Regions from separate parts of the Homo sapiens genome. Here region 2 is linked to region 1. A link is an interaction called in ENCODE POLR2A ChIA-PET data of the cell type or tissue named here. Cell type or tissue: Caco-2. All regions are shown on one strand. Each heading gives the region's core, and the rest is flanking DNA. Links, peaks and the distances in the headings are about the cores only.

The links. Peaks named below come from ENCODE experiments on the same cell type or tissue, not always from the same donor. Only the 100,000 strongest peaks of a DNase experiment are listed, where the experiment ranks them.
Region 2: POLR2A ChIA-PET joins it to region 1 with 10 read pairs; 9 of 35 experiments call an interaction of 5 or more read pairs at or near these places.

What each region holds. Positions count from the first base shown.
Region 1 is chr1:203,615,450-203,623,605 of GRCh38, reverse strand. No RefSeq gene overlaps it. Among named protein-coding and RNA genes, the nearest start is that of ATP2B4, 7.3 kb to the left of the region's middle. In Caco-2, for the core only: no CTCF peak of the experiment used is centred there; no DNase peak of the experiment used is centred there.
Region 2 is chr1:203,535,218-203,543,373 of GRCh38, reverse strand. No RefSeq gene overlaps it. Among named protein-coding and RNA genes, the nearest start is that of OPTC, 45 kb to the right of the region's middle. In Caco-2, for the core only: no CTCF peak of the experiment used is centred there; a DNase peak (open chromatin) is centred at 5,083.

The DNA of each region.
Region 1 (8,156 bases), core at 3,469-5,968:
GCTGCCTGTTTTGTGGGGACTGGGAAATGATACCCTTTCATAGCTGGTTATTATTGGAAAGGTAAGATCTTCCCCTCAAGCTCCCTGGATTCCAGGGAGACAGGCTCTGCCAGGGAGGTGCTGTCAAAAGAGGCTCTGATGGCTGTCCCACATCTGGCTGGCTAGGATTCAGGGGCAGGCCAGGTTTATGACTTCCAGGGTGGCTGTAGATCCTCCCCTTGACCGGCTGTGGGGTTGTGGGATGAGAAAAAAGGAATCCCCCTCCCACTCCATTCCCACCCCAGCTCTGCTGCAGACAGGAGGGAGGGATGTCGGGGGGTGGGTCAATGTGACCCCAGAGGAGCCGAGGGGACCATAGCCTGATCTCTGTCACTGAGCTGACCACTGAGGCCTGTGTTTTCTGGAAAGCTAGAAGCCTCAGTGCTTCGCTTCTTGCAGCGGCAGGTTTGAGGTCTAGAACGGGTAAAAATAAATCTATCCATAAAAATAACCACTAGATGTGGGAAAATGGAGTTGGCCCCCCTGGGGCAAGAAGGAGGACACTGCCTCTGGCATCAGAAGTTCATAGTCTGCCTGTTCTGCTCAGCTCTGAGCAGTCCTGTTTCCCTCTTCTCCCTGCTGTACTCTTGACTTTACAGGTTCCTGTTCTTTAGATCTAGCCTGGCTCTCCTCAGCCTCCTGAACTCCCCATAGCAGGTCAGTCTCTACAGGGCTTACATCACTGTGGACCCTGTCCCTACCCCATCTCTCACTTGAGGAAAATGCAGTCAGCACTGTCTCTCACTTAGGTGTTTAACAGAATGTGTTCCTCTGCCTCTTGATGACTCCACCTTGAGTTTTCCAAATCTTCCTCACCATTTCCTGTACCTCCCCCGAATGCAGACTGCATGACTCCCTGTTGTGAATATCTACCATTTTGCCTTGGCTAGAACAGCAGCCATTTTCCCCATGCCCGAACCCAGTTCTTTGGGACGTCCTTTCTTCTCACTGTTAAGATGGAAACTGGGCCAGGCATGGTGGCTCATGCCTGTAATCCCAGCACTTTGAGAGGCCGAGGTGGTTGGATCACTTGAGGTCAGGAGTTCAAGACCAGCCTGGGCAACATGGTGAAACCCCGTCTCTACCAAAAATACAAAACTTAGCTGGCACGGTGGTGCGCGCCTGTAGTCCCAGCTACTCGGGAGACTGAGGCAGGAGAATCGCTTGAAACCAGGTGATGGAGGTTGCAGTGAGCTGAGATTGCACCACTGTACTCCAGCCTGGGTGACAGAGTGAGACTCTGTATCAGTAAATAAATACATAAATAAAAATACAAAAAAAAATCACTGGGCATGCCTGTAATTCCAGGTACTCAGGAGGCTGAGGCCCGAGAATCACTTGAACCCCAGAGGCTGAGGTTGCAGTGAGCTGAGATCGTGCCACTGTACTCCAGCTTGGGTGACAGAGTGAGACTCCATCTCAAAACAAAACAAAACAAAACAAAAAACAACAATTGAAACTGACATTTTATTAGCAGTCCTAACCCCACCTGACCCAAGCTGAGCCAATTACATCCTTTCCTGAGAGTTTTGCACTTACGATTAAACAGAAAACAAGGCTTGGTCCCTGCTGTGACTACTGTGAAGAGATACTCTGGAAGTATCAGAGGTCAAGTATCTTATACTCTGGAAGTATCAGGGGTCAAGTTCCCTGCCCCATGGAAGAAGCCTGCAATAAAAAAGAATACAGCTCGCATGCAAGAGAGGCAGACGAGAAAGCTAAGGAGTGAGTGCCAGCAGCACTGGAGTTCGTTGTACCTCATATCCCACTGTACCCCTGCCTTTCCTACAAATGAGTTACATGACTCATTGTGCATGCCTACGCTAGATGAAACTAGGTTTTTTGGTCACTTGTACTAAGTAATGTAGAAATGTAGTGTAGAAAGTAATATAGAAAGTCTTTGAGCTACTAGCTACCATTTAGATTCAGTCATTTCTGTGCATTTTATTCATTCAGTTAAGTATCTCTGAACACCTACTATTCAATTTAGCATACATTTATTGAATGTCTACTGTTTCAACATCTACTGGGCCCAGATGAGGTATACAGAGGTAATAAGCTTATAGTTTAGTAGAAGGAAAAGATGCTTTCATAGCATGAGTAGCTACAATCAAAGATGCTATAATCTTTTAAATGTATTTACTGAATGCTTACTATGTGCTAGGTAGTACATATTAAAAGATGAAATATAAAATGCTAGGAAATGCTAGGGAGTGATTGCCTCAGATGGGAATATTAGAAGGCTCTAGGAAGGAGATAATATTTGCAAGTACCTGAAAAATCTTGAAAAGCAAGCTTTAAACTGTTTTGGATGGAGGCGGGGTTAGGGTGGGACATGAGCAAAGGTCTGGAGGTAGAAAGAATAGAGAACGAGGTGGGTGGGTTGCCTGAGGCCAGGAGTTCAAGCCTGGCCTGGGCAACATGGCAAAACCCCATCTCTAGTAAAAAAATTAGCTGGGTGTAGTGGTACACACCTGTAATCCCAGCTACTTGGGAGGCTGAGGCACAAGAATAGTTTGAACCCAGGAGGCAGAGTTTGCGGTGAGCCGAGATTGCACCACTGCACTCCAGTCTGGGTGACAGAGTGATAGTCTGTCTCAAAAAAAAAAAAAAAAGAAAAAAAAAAAGAAAAAGAAAAAAGAAAAAAGAGTAGAGGAGAAAGACTGGGGAGGTAGTTTGAGTTCAGTCAATGGAGGGCCCTGAGTGGCCTCACTGGGTCTGTGTTTAGTAAGCTGGCTGTGGCAGTAGTGTGTAGGGTAGACTGCAAGCCTAAAGATGGTGGGAGGGATAATCCAGGCACAATGCATTACTAGGCAGTGTTATGGAACATAGTGATATGTAACATAGTCCCTGCCTTCCAGAAGCCTCTAATCTGGTTGTGGAGATATATAAAGCAGATAACAACAGAATAAAGTATATGCTGAAGTCTAAAACTTTGTTCCAGGTGAAAAACCCAGTGAAAGTTTAGCGAAGGAAAGCTGAAGATGGGCTGGAAGCTTTGCAGAAGGCTTCTTAGAGTTGGTGAGACTCCAGTTGGACTTTTCGATTATTTCTAATGCTTTTCTTTCTACCTCCTTGCAGAGCAGGCCTGGTGATGGCTGCAGGGTAGACAGATGTATTTATCTGAGTAACTTCTGCCCCCATGTCCTTTGTCTATCCTTATTATACAAAACCCAGGGCAAGGGTTCTAATGGGGAAGAAACTGGATCCAGGAAGACCCACTGAGCTCCAGCTAAGGGACTGGGGGCATGAACGCTAGGCAGAGATACCAAGGCAGAAGTCCTTGGACTTGGCTTAGGTCAAGATGGCAGGAGATCAGAGAAGGCTGCTAGATGGAGACACAGATAGCCAGGGTTTACCCTCCAAGACATTCTCATGTACAATCAAAACAACTAATTCTCTGGCTGGGCGTGGTGGCTCACGCCTGTAATCCCAGCACTTTGGAAGATGAAAGTGGGCAGATCACTTGAGGTCAGGAGTTCGAGATCAGCCTGGCCAGCACAGCAAAACCCCGTCTCTACTAAAAATACAAAAAAATTATCTGGGCATGGTTGCATACGCCTGTAATCACAGCTACTCAGGAGGCTGAGTTCAAGCCTCCCATTCAAGCGGGAATTGCTTGAACCCAGGAGGCGAAAGTTGCAGTGAGTGGAGATCGCGCCACTGCACTCCGGCATGGGCGACAGACTGAGACTCAGTCTCAAAAACAAGACCAAAAACGAAAAACAACAACTAATTCTCAAGTTCAGATTGAGCGTTGCTTCAGGAATCAGGGAGGGTCTGCTCAGGGAAGACAATGGTGACTTCAGCTAAGAGGGTCCAAGAAAGATAAAGATGAATAATTCTTGCTATATTTATATGAGAGAGAAGCAAATATCAGCAGCTGTTTCAGCAGCAATAGCAGCAGCAGGCTGGGCTATTTCTCCACTGCAAGAACCTTGCTGGGTCCTCCATGGGAGGGCTGGCTTCCAGCTCACCCCCTTGCTGAGTGTGGGTGGTCTTCTACACTTGACAAGCAACAATTTCATTTTTCCCACTTCCTGGAATTCCTGTGAGAGGACTGGATGGAACAGCCTTTACAGAGATCATTAGAAAGGGTGTCTGAATCTGCAAGGGTGGGATGCAGAATTAAATCAAAGGACACTTTCTCTGAGGGCTTGAGGAGCTGGTCTCAGAGGACCACCTAGTTAGTGTCACCACAGAGATCTTTGTGGCTCAACTTTTGTTTGTTGGGTTTTTGTTCTTTGTGTATTGCTGGTTTCATGCTCTGATTCTGGCAATAATGAGGATTACTAGGGATGCCAAGCGTTCCATGTTACTCTGCCATCTAGGCGGCCACTGTGTTAGAGGTGGGTTAAGCTGGGCAGAGACAGCCTGTGTTCATGGGAAAAACCTGTGTGTTGGGCTGTGTGCTCCTGGAGGCAGAGGATTGTCTCTTCTCCATCTTTGCATCCCCAGTGACTAGAACATCAAAGGCATCTGTGCATACTGTTAAATGAAGGAGTGCAGAATTTGACATGAGAAAACCCGAAACGGGAGGTGAGGGCCAGAAGCATCTTTCTGATTCAGTACTTTCGATGAGATACAGAATTTGTTTGATTTACTTGGGTGCATATTTTGCTGTTCTAATTTCATTCTGGTTCAATTGCTTTGGAAGCTGCAGTTGTTTGATTTTAATTTCACTTTGAACTCATTAACTAGGCTGTTATTATTTTTTTTTAACGCGTTTGGTTCATGATTTGTTTTTCTAACAAAATATTTGTCTCTCATTTATTTCAGGGTATAACAAATTAATGCCATTTAAAAATAGTTTTTGGTTAATGGTTGGGCTCAATAGAGCTGAGGAAGTGAGTGTGGAGTGAAGGGAACAAGCAATGGTTTTTAAATTGAATTTTGAATCCTAATTAGAGAATCAGCAATGCCCTAAGTGCTCATTAAGTTTCAAATGAAAATCAAAAAGGAAGCCCAACTGGAAGGATCCTTGCTGACCCCATGCTAGATAGAGTTTACAACCTGTCCCACCCCAGAAGCCCCCTGTTCCAGAGCCTTTAATAGTTCTGTGTTTGCACAGTACATTGCAGTTTACAAACCCACTGAGCTCCAGCTAAGGGACTACGTAAAATATTTAATTTGATCCTTGCAATAGTCCTATATGGCAGGAAGAATAGGGCATGAGTTATTATTCCCATCTTACAGTTGGGGAAACTGAGGCTCAGAAAGGCTGACTACATTGTTTGGTATCACACAGTTCATGGTAGAAATATAACAGAAATCCTTTAACTGCTGGCCCAAGCCTCTTTCCCTTGCCTTGGTGTGACAGGCTTTCTTGCCGTCTACATTCCGGGCCAATTCTGCAGGCTTCAGGATCCACAGATTTGGGGAGAACTGGGGAGAGAAGCCCTGGCTGGGAGGGGATGCTGGGAAAGGAGAGGTGGCAGTGGAACCTATCTCCTTGCCAGGAACTGAATCCCAGCTCTTCTGCTTCTCCAGATGACACTGGAGCCTGGATTTCTGAAACTCACCTTCTCATTTTGGGGAGACCACAGGAGGCAGGCCCTCCCAGAAACCTAGTGTACAATTTACTTTATCAGAGGTGCTCAGCTCTCTTCAGTCTCTCCGTGACTTAGCAGCTCCTGACCCCCATCTTCACGACCCCTTCCAGACATATAGCTGGTGAAGCCATGGCTTCCCAGCCTGGCCCCAGCAAATGCTCATGTTGTGCGCTTACCTTTCAGTCATTCATCCAGCTAACACTTCTTGAGCCTACTATGTGCCAAACAAAGAAGCAAGCCACTTTACCTGCATTATTGCCTTTTACTTTTGGAGTCCTAAGAAGTAGGTGTCGTCCAGGCGTGGTGGCTCATGCCTATAATCCCAGCACTTTGGGAGGCCGAGGCAGGTGGATCACCTGAGGTCAGGAGTTCAAGACCAGCCTGGCCAACATGGTGAAACTCTTGTCTCTACTAAAACTACAAAAACTAGCAGGTATGGTGGCAGATACCTGTAATCCCAGCTGCTCGGGAAGCTGAAGCAGGAGAATCACTTGAACCTGGGAGGTGGAGGTTGCAGTGAGCTGAGATGGCACCACTACACTCCAGCCTGGGCAACAGAGTGAGACTCCACCTCAAAAAAAAAAAAAAAAAGAGAGAGAGAGAAAGGAGCATTCAGGCCCAACCCTGAGTGTCTGGGGCAGCAGGGAAGACAGAAATTTTAAATGTCTGTCTAGGCTGTGTGTCCATCTCACTGTAACAAGAGCTGAGAATGGCGAAAATGTTTTGTGCTCACCACAGAGGCTCTTGGTCCATGGGGGAGGAAGGCGGGAAAAGGATAACTACTCTCTGTATTTAACCTGGGAAGTGTGCAGAGTAGAGGTGGAGACCAGGCTACTTGGGGCAGAGAGCTGGACTGGGTGAATTTTTGTTTTGTTTTGAGATGGAGTTTCGCTCTTTTCGCCCAGGTTGGAGTGCAATGGCGCGATCTTGTCTCACTGCAACCTCTGCCTCCCAGGTTTAAGCAATTCTCCTGCCTCAGCCTCCTGAGTAGCTGAGATTACAGGTGTGCGCTATCATGCCCAGCTAATTTTTGTATTTTTAGTAGAGATGGGGTTTCACCATATTGGTCAGGATGGTCTCAAACTCCTGACCTCAGGCGATCCACCCGCCTCGGCCTTCCAAAGTGCTGGGATTACAGGCATAAGGCCTCAGGCCCAGCCAACTGGGTGAATGTTTTTAAATAAACTGCTCACTACCCAACAACTGTCTGCCTGACTCTGTTCCCAGCTCCTTTGGGTCTTCCCAGACCTCTAGAGAAGGAGGCATCCTGTACTCTTGGGAAGTCTCTCCACCCATGCCCCTGCCTCCAAACTGAACTGCAGGTGGCTCAAAAGATAGTGAATGCTCAGAGAAGAAGACTTTGTAGCCTCCCTGGGTTACATACCCCTGCTTTTAGCTACGAGATGCAAGCAAGTTCTTCAGGAGGTCTGTTCTTAGTCCTAAGTGCACACTCTCATGGGGCATCCACCAGAAACAAAAAGAGAGCAACAACTGAGATATGAGGCATTTTAAGACTTTTGCTGAGTCTTCCCCAGCATCCCTCTCTCAACTGATTTAGAGGCCCTTTCGTCTACTGGAACTGAAAGTGAGGATGACATAGAGAGGTGCTTGCCAGAGGCAAGGAGGAGTGGGGGAGGCATTGCTCCAGTCTGGCTTCATCTGCCTTCTTAGCTTCTTCTGGGACTTGGTGTCAGGGGTAAAGAGCAAGTTTATGGGCACGAAAAGCTAAACCTGTAGTGTTACATGGAGGAGTATTGGTTCTCTGTTAGGAACCACAGACAACGTTTTATTTTTGTTTTATTTTTTAAATTAATTAATTTAGAGACAAGATCTCACCCTGTCACCTAGGCTGGAGTGCAGTGGCTCAATATTGGCTCTCTGCAGCCTCAACCTCCTGAGCTCAAGCAATTCTCCCATCTCAGCCTCCCAGGTAGCTGGGACTACAGGTGCATGCCACCATGCCCAGCTATTTATTTTTATTTTTTGTAGAGACAAGGTTTCACGCCATGTTGCCCAGGCTGGTCATGAACTCCTGGGCTCAAGTGATCTGCCCACCCTCCATGAGCCACCGTGCCCGGACTTATTTATGGTTTGCTAAGTGGCCTTTGCAAAGTGTTCAACCTCTCTAGGCCCCTGTGGGTTTCCCACATCTGTGGCACTGGTGTACAGGTGGGGGACACAATGGGCTGTCTTTCCTATGTAGGGTGAAACCTGAAACGTCACTAATTAATTTGAGGGAAAGGCCCAGGGCAGCACCTTGAACCAAGATCCTTGGGATAAGTTAGAAACACAGAGGCAGATTCTGGAACTATGGGCTCCAATGACAAATGGGATCTTCAGAGGTCAACTGGTTCTTCCCCTCCACATTCTAGGCAGGCATGCCCTTGCCACTACCCAAACAGTAGCTGATTCTGAATCGAGGGAGATTTCTGGAGAAGATAGTCTCATAGCCTACCCTTATGTGAACACACTTTTTCCAAGTCAGCTACAACTCCTGATCTTCCTGTGAGGTCCAGGCCTCCATTCCTGCGCTTCCCATTGACCATGGGAGCTGCAGCACCCTGA
Region 2 (8,156 bases), core at 3,576-6,075, 80 kb after region 1:
GAGATCAAGAACATCCTGGCTAACATGGTGAAACCCCGTATCTACTAAAAATACAAAAAATTAGCTGGGCGTGGTGGCAGGCGCCTGGGAGGCTGCTCGGGAGGCTGAGGCAGGAGAATGGCGTGAGCCCGGGAGGCGGAGCTTGCAGTGAGCCGAGATGGCGCCACTGAACTCCAGCCTGGGCGATAGAGCGAGACTCCGTCTCAAAAAAAAGAAAAAACAAACAAAATTATCATGGTGGCATTTTAAATTATTGGGGATGAGGTATTGGAATTATTAGATTTTAATTTGAAAATAAACTTAGATTTATACCTTACATTATATCAAAAAATAAAATTCCAGATGAATTAAAGATCTAAACATAAGGAAAAAAATAAAAAGGTTATATAAAAAATAACATTATAACAGGCAAAGTTTTTAAAAAAGTGAGCCATGAATACCAGAAGCCATAAAAGAAAAGATTACTAGATTTGAGATTATGGAAATGTTATACTTCTTTTGGAGGAAATATGTTATAAACAAAATCAAAAGGCAAGTAACAGACTGAAATAAAATACTTGGAACATATAATCAACTGCTGTTAATTTCAACAAACTGACAAGAAAAACAGTGTAGCCAGGAGCAGTGGCTCACACCTATAATTCCAGAACTTGGGGAGGCCAAGGCAGGCAGATGGCTTGAACTTGGGAGTCTGAGACCAGCCTGGGCAACATGGCGAAATCCAATCTCTATGAAAAATACAAAAAATTAGCCACGCCTGGTGGCTGACGTGCACCTGTAGTCCCAGCTACTGAGACAGAAGGATTGCTTGATTCCAGCAGGTTGAGGCTGCAGTGAGCAGAGATCGCACCACTGCACTCCAGCCTGGGTGACAAAGTGAGATTCTCCCTCTCTCAAAAAACAAACAAACAAAAAAACAAAAACAAACAAAAAAAAACCAGTCTAATCATTTTATTTTTTTTGAGGTGAAGTTTGCTCTTGTCGCCCAGGCTGGAGTTCAATGGCGCGACCTTGGCTCACTGCAACCTCCTTCTCCCAGGTTCAAGCAATTCTCCTGCCTCCACCTTCCAAGTAGCTGGGATTACAGGTACCCACGACCGCCTCCAGCTAATTTTTGTATTTTTAGTAGAAATGGGGTTTCACCATGCTGGCCAGGCTGGTGTCAAACTCCTGACCTCAGGTAATCCACCCACCTCACCCTCCCAAAGTCCTGGGATTACAGGCAGGAGCCACGGCGCCTGGCCCAGTCTGATCATTTTAAAACATAATTTATAACAGAATACAAACAACTTAGAAGTATAGCATACCAGCAAAATAAAATAAGACCAACTTACTACTTTCTACCCATCACATTGGCTAAAGTTAAAACACAAAATAATATATCAAGGCTTTTGGGAAACGGTTATGCACGTATATCTGTTTTTTATACTATCCTGTCTCCAGATGCACATATATCCTTGATAGGAGTGGAAATCTAAATTGGTACCAAGTTTTTGGAAGGCAATGTGTAGTATGTATTCCATTTTCATTCAATTTCCAGGAATTTATTCTATAGAAAAACTTACACACGTACAGTCATGAGTAATGTGTGGGTACAAGGATGTCTCCTTTAGCAGCTTATGAGAACAACGACAAAAAATAAAATAAAATAAAACTAGATCATTTCCTATTTCTGTTTCTTTCTTTGAACAAGGTACAATTGATTAAGTTTACACTCCACAAATTACAATTCTTCTTTCAGAAATTACTTACTTTGATTGGAGTCTAAGGCATTTCCAAACTCTTCAGTCACACTTTCCAGAAAATATCTCAGTTTATTCCCACATTCACTGTGTATGAGTTTTACTGCTTTACTTCTCAGAGGACAATCTTATTTTCTAGGACTCATGTATTAGCAATTAGAAAACTGGTAAAATGCCATGTGGGTTCAATGTTACCAACTTTCCTTCCCCACTTTAGAGACTAAAGGGCTGTTGCTCTTATGGACTCATGACCAAATTGTCGAGGAAGAGGGATCCTGAATGCAAGGTACGGATGTTGGGGATGCAGAGGAGAAGGGAACCAAAATAGGAGTTACTAGTAAGTGCTCATCATCATAAAAAGCAGTAGATCACACTGTGGGATATTTTACTCCCTAGGAGACATTTGGTCATACCTGAGGAAGTTTCGGGTTGTCACAACTAAGAGGCTGTTATTGGCATCTAGTTGGTAGAGGCCAGGGATGTTGCTAAGTATCCTACAATGCACAGGACATCTCCCCACAACAAAGAATTATCCAGCCCAGGATAACAATAGTACTAAAATTGATGACTGATATAAGGTGATGCAAAGCACCTTACATGGATTATTTTATTAATAGTTGCAATGACTCTATGAGGTAGGAACAATAGAAAATCTCTTTAATAGACTTTCACTAACTCAACTTATTAATCAAATTAACGGATGTTCGCTGCCTCTTCCATAAAACATATGCAGTGATGTTTATGGTCACAAAATGTTCAAGGCTGGCCACTCTCTGGGATGCCTGTGCACTTCTGCTTCATCACTAGAACTGTACTTACCAAGTTGCTTTTAGTAATGGACCTTGTAATTTTTTATTATTGTAATTATGTATTTTAGTCACATATTACATAAATCAGAGTTTCCCAATTTTTTTTTTTTTTGAGACAGAGTCTTGCTCTCTTCCCCAGGCTGGAGTGCAATGGCATGATCTTGGCTCACTGCAGCCTCCACCTCCTGGGTTCAAGCGATTCTCCTGCCTCAGCCTCCCAAGTAGCTGGGCGTGCACCATCATGCCAGGCTAAGTTTTCTATTTTAGTAGAGATGAGGTTTCACTATGTTGGCCAGGCTGATCTGGAACTCCTGACCTCAGCTGATCCGCCCACTTCAGCCTCCCAAAGTGCTAGGATAATAGGCATAAGCCACCGCACCTGGCCCCAAGAGTTTCCCAATCTTGGCACTGACATAAATGAATGAAATGAGTGCAAAGATAAAGAGAGTTTTTCTATGATAGCATAGTCTCATGTGGCAGAGACTGGCTATGTCCTCACAAACCTGTCTCCTCTAATTGCTGGGCACAGAGTTGGACTACATTTCCCAGAACCCTTTGCATTGGATGGGACTATGTCTCTACTTTTCTTACCAAGGGACTGTGAGCAGAAGTGGTATGCTTCCACTTCTTATCTTCCAGGCTGAGGTAGTTAGTTAAGAGCGAGTGTGCCTTCATCGTCCTTCGCCTCTTTCTTTCCCCTTCTTCTCACTTGATGCATTCAAAAGCAGTAACCTTGGAAGCCACATATGGAAGATTGCAGAGCCAAAAATGAAGGGCCTACACATCCCTGAATCATGCTTGGAGGAGAGCCACTCATCAATTAGGAGCACCTGCTTTGGCCTCTATGTGAATAAGAAACTTCCATTGTTCTTGAATTGCTATACATTTCTGGGTTTGATTGTTAGAGTAAATAGTGTTTTCTTAAAAAAAAAAACACAACAGGGTTGAAAGTTTTGGAAATACTTGTAAAAGTGAGTCCCTCAAAATTCACAATTAAATTAGGTGTGGAGGCCAGGCGCAATGGCTCATGCCTGTAAACTCAGTACTTTGGGAGGCTGAGGCGGGCGGATCACCTGAGGTCAGGAGTTTTAGACCAGCCTGGCCAACATGGTGAAACCCTGTCTCTACTAAAAATACAAAAGAAAATTAACGGGGTGTGGTGGTGGCTGCCTGTAATCCCAGCTATTCGGGAGGCTGAGATAGAAGAACCTCTTGAACCCAGGAGTTGGAGGTTGCAGTGAGCTGAGACCGCGCTGCCGCATTCCAGCCTGGGTGACAGAGCGAGACTCCATCTCAAAAAAAAAAAAAAAAAAAAAAAAAGAAACAAACAAACAAAAAATTAGTTGTGGGAGAGACAATGGTAAAATATTGGGATATTGGGAACGAAGTCATAAGCATCTAAAAGAATTTTACTTTTCTATTTATTTTTAAGAGTCTTTAAGCTCTGGTTTCATTTTGAGGAAATCATTGACTATGCATTGCTGGCATGGCTTGTGGAAGGAAACCATCTTGGATTCTAATCAGCAAACCCAAAAGGCCCAGCCTTACATCAAAGGATTGACCTGTATTCATGTGCATTTAGCTATTTTAAGTTGAAACTCAAGGTTTAAAGTAAATATATATCATTTTTTATGATGTCTGGCTTTAACTAATTTTTTAAAATAAACTACTTACCACTAGTGTCGATCCCATTGAGTGAGAGAACTTCTAGAGCTCTGCCAATTTACAAAGGAGGAATCTGGGGTTCCAGAAGGTATGGTGACTTTCCCAAATCACATGGATAGCAGGTGGCCCAGCCAGCATTTACTCTAGGCTCCCACTTCCCCAATGTTACTCGTGGTGTCTTTTTTTCCTCTTGGGAACTCTGGGAATACTGAGCCAAAGGCCATGATCTCTGTATCTGATGGAGAAGCCAGTTCTGGCTTCCAGAGGCTTGTTACAAACAATGGGTAGCAAATGCTCCCAAGGAAGTTGCTCATTTGGCAAATGCTTTAGTTTTTAGGGGTACTTAACTGCATGAAAAATAGAGCCAAGGAGCACAGACCCTGGCTCTGTGTCAGTCCTGCTCAGAGATCCCAATGCAGGCTCCACCTCAATGCAACTGGTGTCTCCATCCCTGCGATGCTATAGCCACCAGTCTTCGGGAAATGCTCCCGATCTCAGGCTCCCTCTCACTGTCCCAGAACTTTCTTTATGGTTCACAAACACATTAAGCACATTATCTTGTTTAAGTCTCTCAACCACCCTGTAAGTTAGGCAGGGCAGATTTAACCTCATCTTATAGAACGTTGAAGCTGAGAGAGGTTTCATTATTTTCTGAAGTCCCATGGTTGCTATGTGGTAGGGTTAGAAAGGAAATATCAACACAGGTTTTTTATTTCCCAGTTCTGCCACACCAAGTGAACTTCAGCCACCACATCAAATCCTGTCACCCTACAACCCTGTGCGCCTTCAGCAGAGGCAGCTTGGAGCCCTAGTGAGAGAAGGCCTTTGGCAGCGGCCAGTCCTGTTTTGAGCCAGGGCTCTGACTCTTATCAGCCTGAGCTGTGGTTTCTTCATCTTTTACGTGGACGTGGGTAAACATATCAACTCATTCATGAATGGTGAAGACTGTGTACATATTTGGTGAAAGTCATGATTGCAGTGCCTGGCTCACAGTAAATGTTCCATCACTGCTTACCCCCCCCACCCATCTGCTCTCTACAGTTTGTGTTGTATCTGTACCCACCTAAGTGCTGATGTCTGTGCCTGCACCTGTACATTGCATTCTGCCCCTACAACTGACTAGATGCTGGGCTTCTTCTGCCTGGATGGAAGCTTCCCAAGAGCAGGGACCATGACTCCTTCATGAAAAATGCTGTGAGATGGCTTCTTTCCTTGACCAGGAGCCAGGAGATCTGGATTCCAATCTTGTGTTACTTTCTTCCTCTGAGCCTCAATTTCCCGTTTGTAAAGTGAGGGAGTTTGACTAGATGCTCTCTAAAGTCCTTTTGAATGATGATGATCCATGGTTTCTAGATCTCTCACATCAGACTGGAAGCTCCCTGAAGCCAGAGGAACAGTGGCTGCCTCACCCCCTGGATATTTCCACCCCAGAAAGGGCTCTGCGTATTCACAAGCCTTTAAGTGCACAGCACTGTGTGCCAAGCATGGTGCTACCATCTTGGGAGAGACACAAGGAACAGAAAACAGTTCTTCCCCCCAGGAGTCCTGCCTGCCACACTTATTGAGGAGACAATACAAACACAAATTAAAAAGCTGAAGATCCTAGCTCAAGCCCTGGGCATCTCTCCACTGGAGAAATACAAACAACCTCCTAACAGACCTTCTTGCTTCTCATATCCCTCCTTGCCAGTTCATTATCTCAACTATACAAAAGTCTAAGACTGATCAGCTCACCTGCCTCAAAGCCTTTCATGGCCCCCTGTGTCTTTCCAGTGACAATCTGAACTCATTAGCATGATACCAAACCCTCTGCTATCAGGTCTCTGCCTTCCCGGCAGGGTTCCAATCATGATCACTTTTCAATGGCAACCTGGACTCTGGACATTTGGCACCACCTCCCCTCATCCCATTCCTCACCTCTACCCCAGTAAGCCCGGCCAAACTTTGCAACCACCATGACTCACTTGATTAGCTTAGGTACAATCTGATGACATCTCTTTTACTTCTCTCATTTCAACATTTGAGCCTGAGGTGCCCTTATCAGCAAGAATTTCAGGATCTTTCTGGTAAGGCCTCTCATCTCCCTCTACTCTCTGGTACACAATTGCCCAACAACTTGGGGGTTTGCGTAATCCAAAGAGATTAGTGTGTGAAGGAAGGGAAAATATAGGAAAGAACAGAGCCCTGCCGAATAAAGTGGGGCAGGTTTCCTGGAGAAAGAGACTTTCATCAGGATTTAGACACATATGAGAACTTGGGCAGGTAGTTTGTGTTGGCAACGGGGATGGGCAGACCCCTGAATATAGGAGCAATACCCAAGAGGTGAAAAGAAGCAGCATCCCTGGGTCAGACTACAGTGACCTCAAGTTGATAAATTCCAGTCTGGTAAGACTCTCAGGAAATGGGTGAACTCATTCAGTGCTGATAATGTTTCAGATTGGTATAGTCCTAGAGAGCCATAAACATAGTCTTGCTTTTGACAAGTAATCTTGCTCATGAAAATTTATGCTAAGGAAATAATTCAATTGAACACCAAAAACTCTGAACAACAATATTCATAGAGGCATTCTTTAAACTAGGGAAAATTTGGAAGCAGTCTGAAATTCAACAGTAGGAGTTGATTAAATGTAATATGAAGTGGCCATATAATGAAGTGTTGGGAAGACATTAAAAATTATACTTAAAGCCAGGTGCAGTGGCTCACACCTGTAATCCCAGCACTTTGGGAGGCCGAGGTGGGCGGATCACTCGAGGCTAGGGGTTCGAGTCCAGCCTGGTCAACATGGTGAAACCCCATCTCTATTAAAAATACAAAATTAGCCAGGCGTGGTGGTATGTGCCTGTAATCCCAGCTACTTGGGATGCTGAGGCAGATGAATCACTTGAACCCAGGAGGCGGAGGCTTCAGTGAGCTGAGATTGTGCCACTGCACTCTAGCTTGGACAGCAGAACAAGACTCTGTCTCAAAAAAAAAATTAAAAATGATACTTAAGATTTGTATTATTCAAAAACAATTCAGCAAATATTGATGGAGATGTTCATGGGGTTAGTTTCTTCCAAGGCCACTGTCCTTGGCTTGCAGATGACTGTCTCTTTCCTGTGTCTTCATGTGATCTTCCCTCTGTGTCCGTTTCCTGGTCTCCTTTTCTTCTAAGGACACCAGTAATATTGGATTGGGCCTGCCGTAATGACTTCATTTTAACTTAATCCCCTCTTTAAAGGCCCTGTCTCCAAATAGAGTCACATTCTGAGGTACTGTCAGTTGGGACTTCAACATATGAATTTGAAGGAACATAGCTCAGTCTCTAACAAGATTTTCTGTCTGGGACTGTGCTGTGGGTTTGTGGGACTAAGACATAAAGGACCCAACCACTGGTGGCCAACATCTGCAGACAAGGAAAAGGCTGTCTTTGATGGAAGGATGGAACTCTGACAGGGAAAGGCAGTGGTCTGCAGCAGTGTTTGCAGGGGACAATTAGGGAAAAGGTGGGAAGCAGGACACAGATCCCATTTGGTGGATATGGAGTGGTACTTGGATGGTGTACACACAGTACTCAAGGGCTATAATCAGGAAGTGCCTTATTTTGTCTCTCACTTTCCTTTAAAGTTTATTTACCTTGGAAAATTTCCTCCTCTGCTCCTGTATTAAAAAAATCACACAGTCTTCTGACTTTCTTTTTTTTTTTTTTTTTTTTGGGACGGAGTCTCGCTCTGTCACCCAGGCTGGAGTGCAATGGCAGCGATTCTCTTGCCTCAGCCTCCCAAGTAGCTGGAATTACCGGCATGCACCACCAAGCCTGGCTAATTTTTGTATTTTTAGTAGAGATGGGGTTTTGTCATGTTGGCTAGGCTGGTCTCAAACTCCTGACCTCAGGTGGTCCACCCACCTTGGCCTCCCAAAGTGTTGGGATTACAGGCATGAGCCACCGCACCCAGCCAG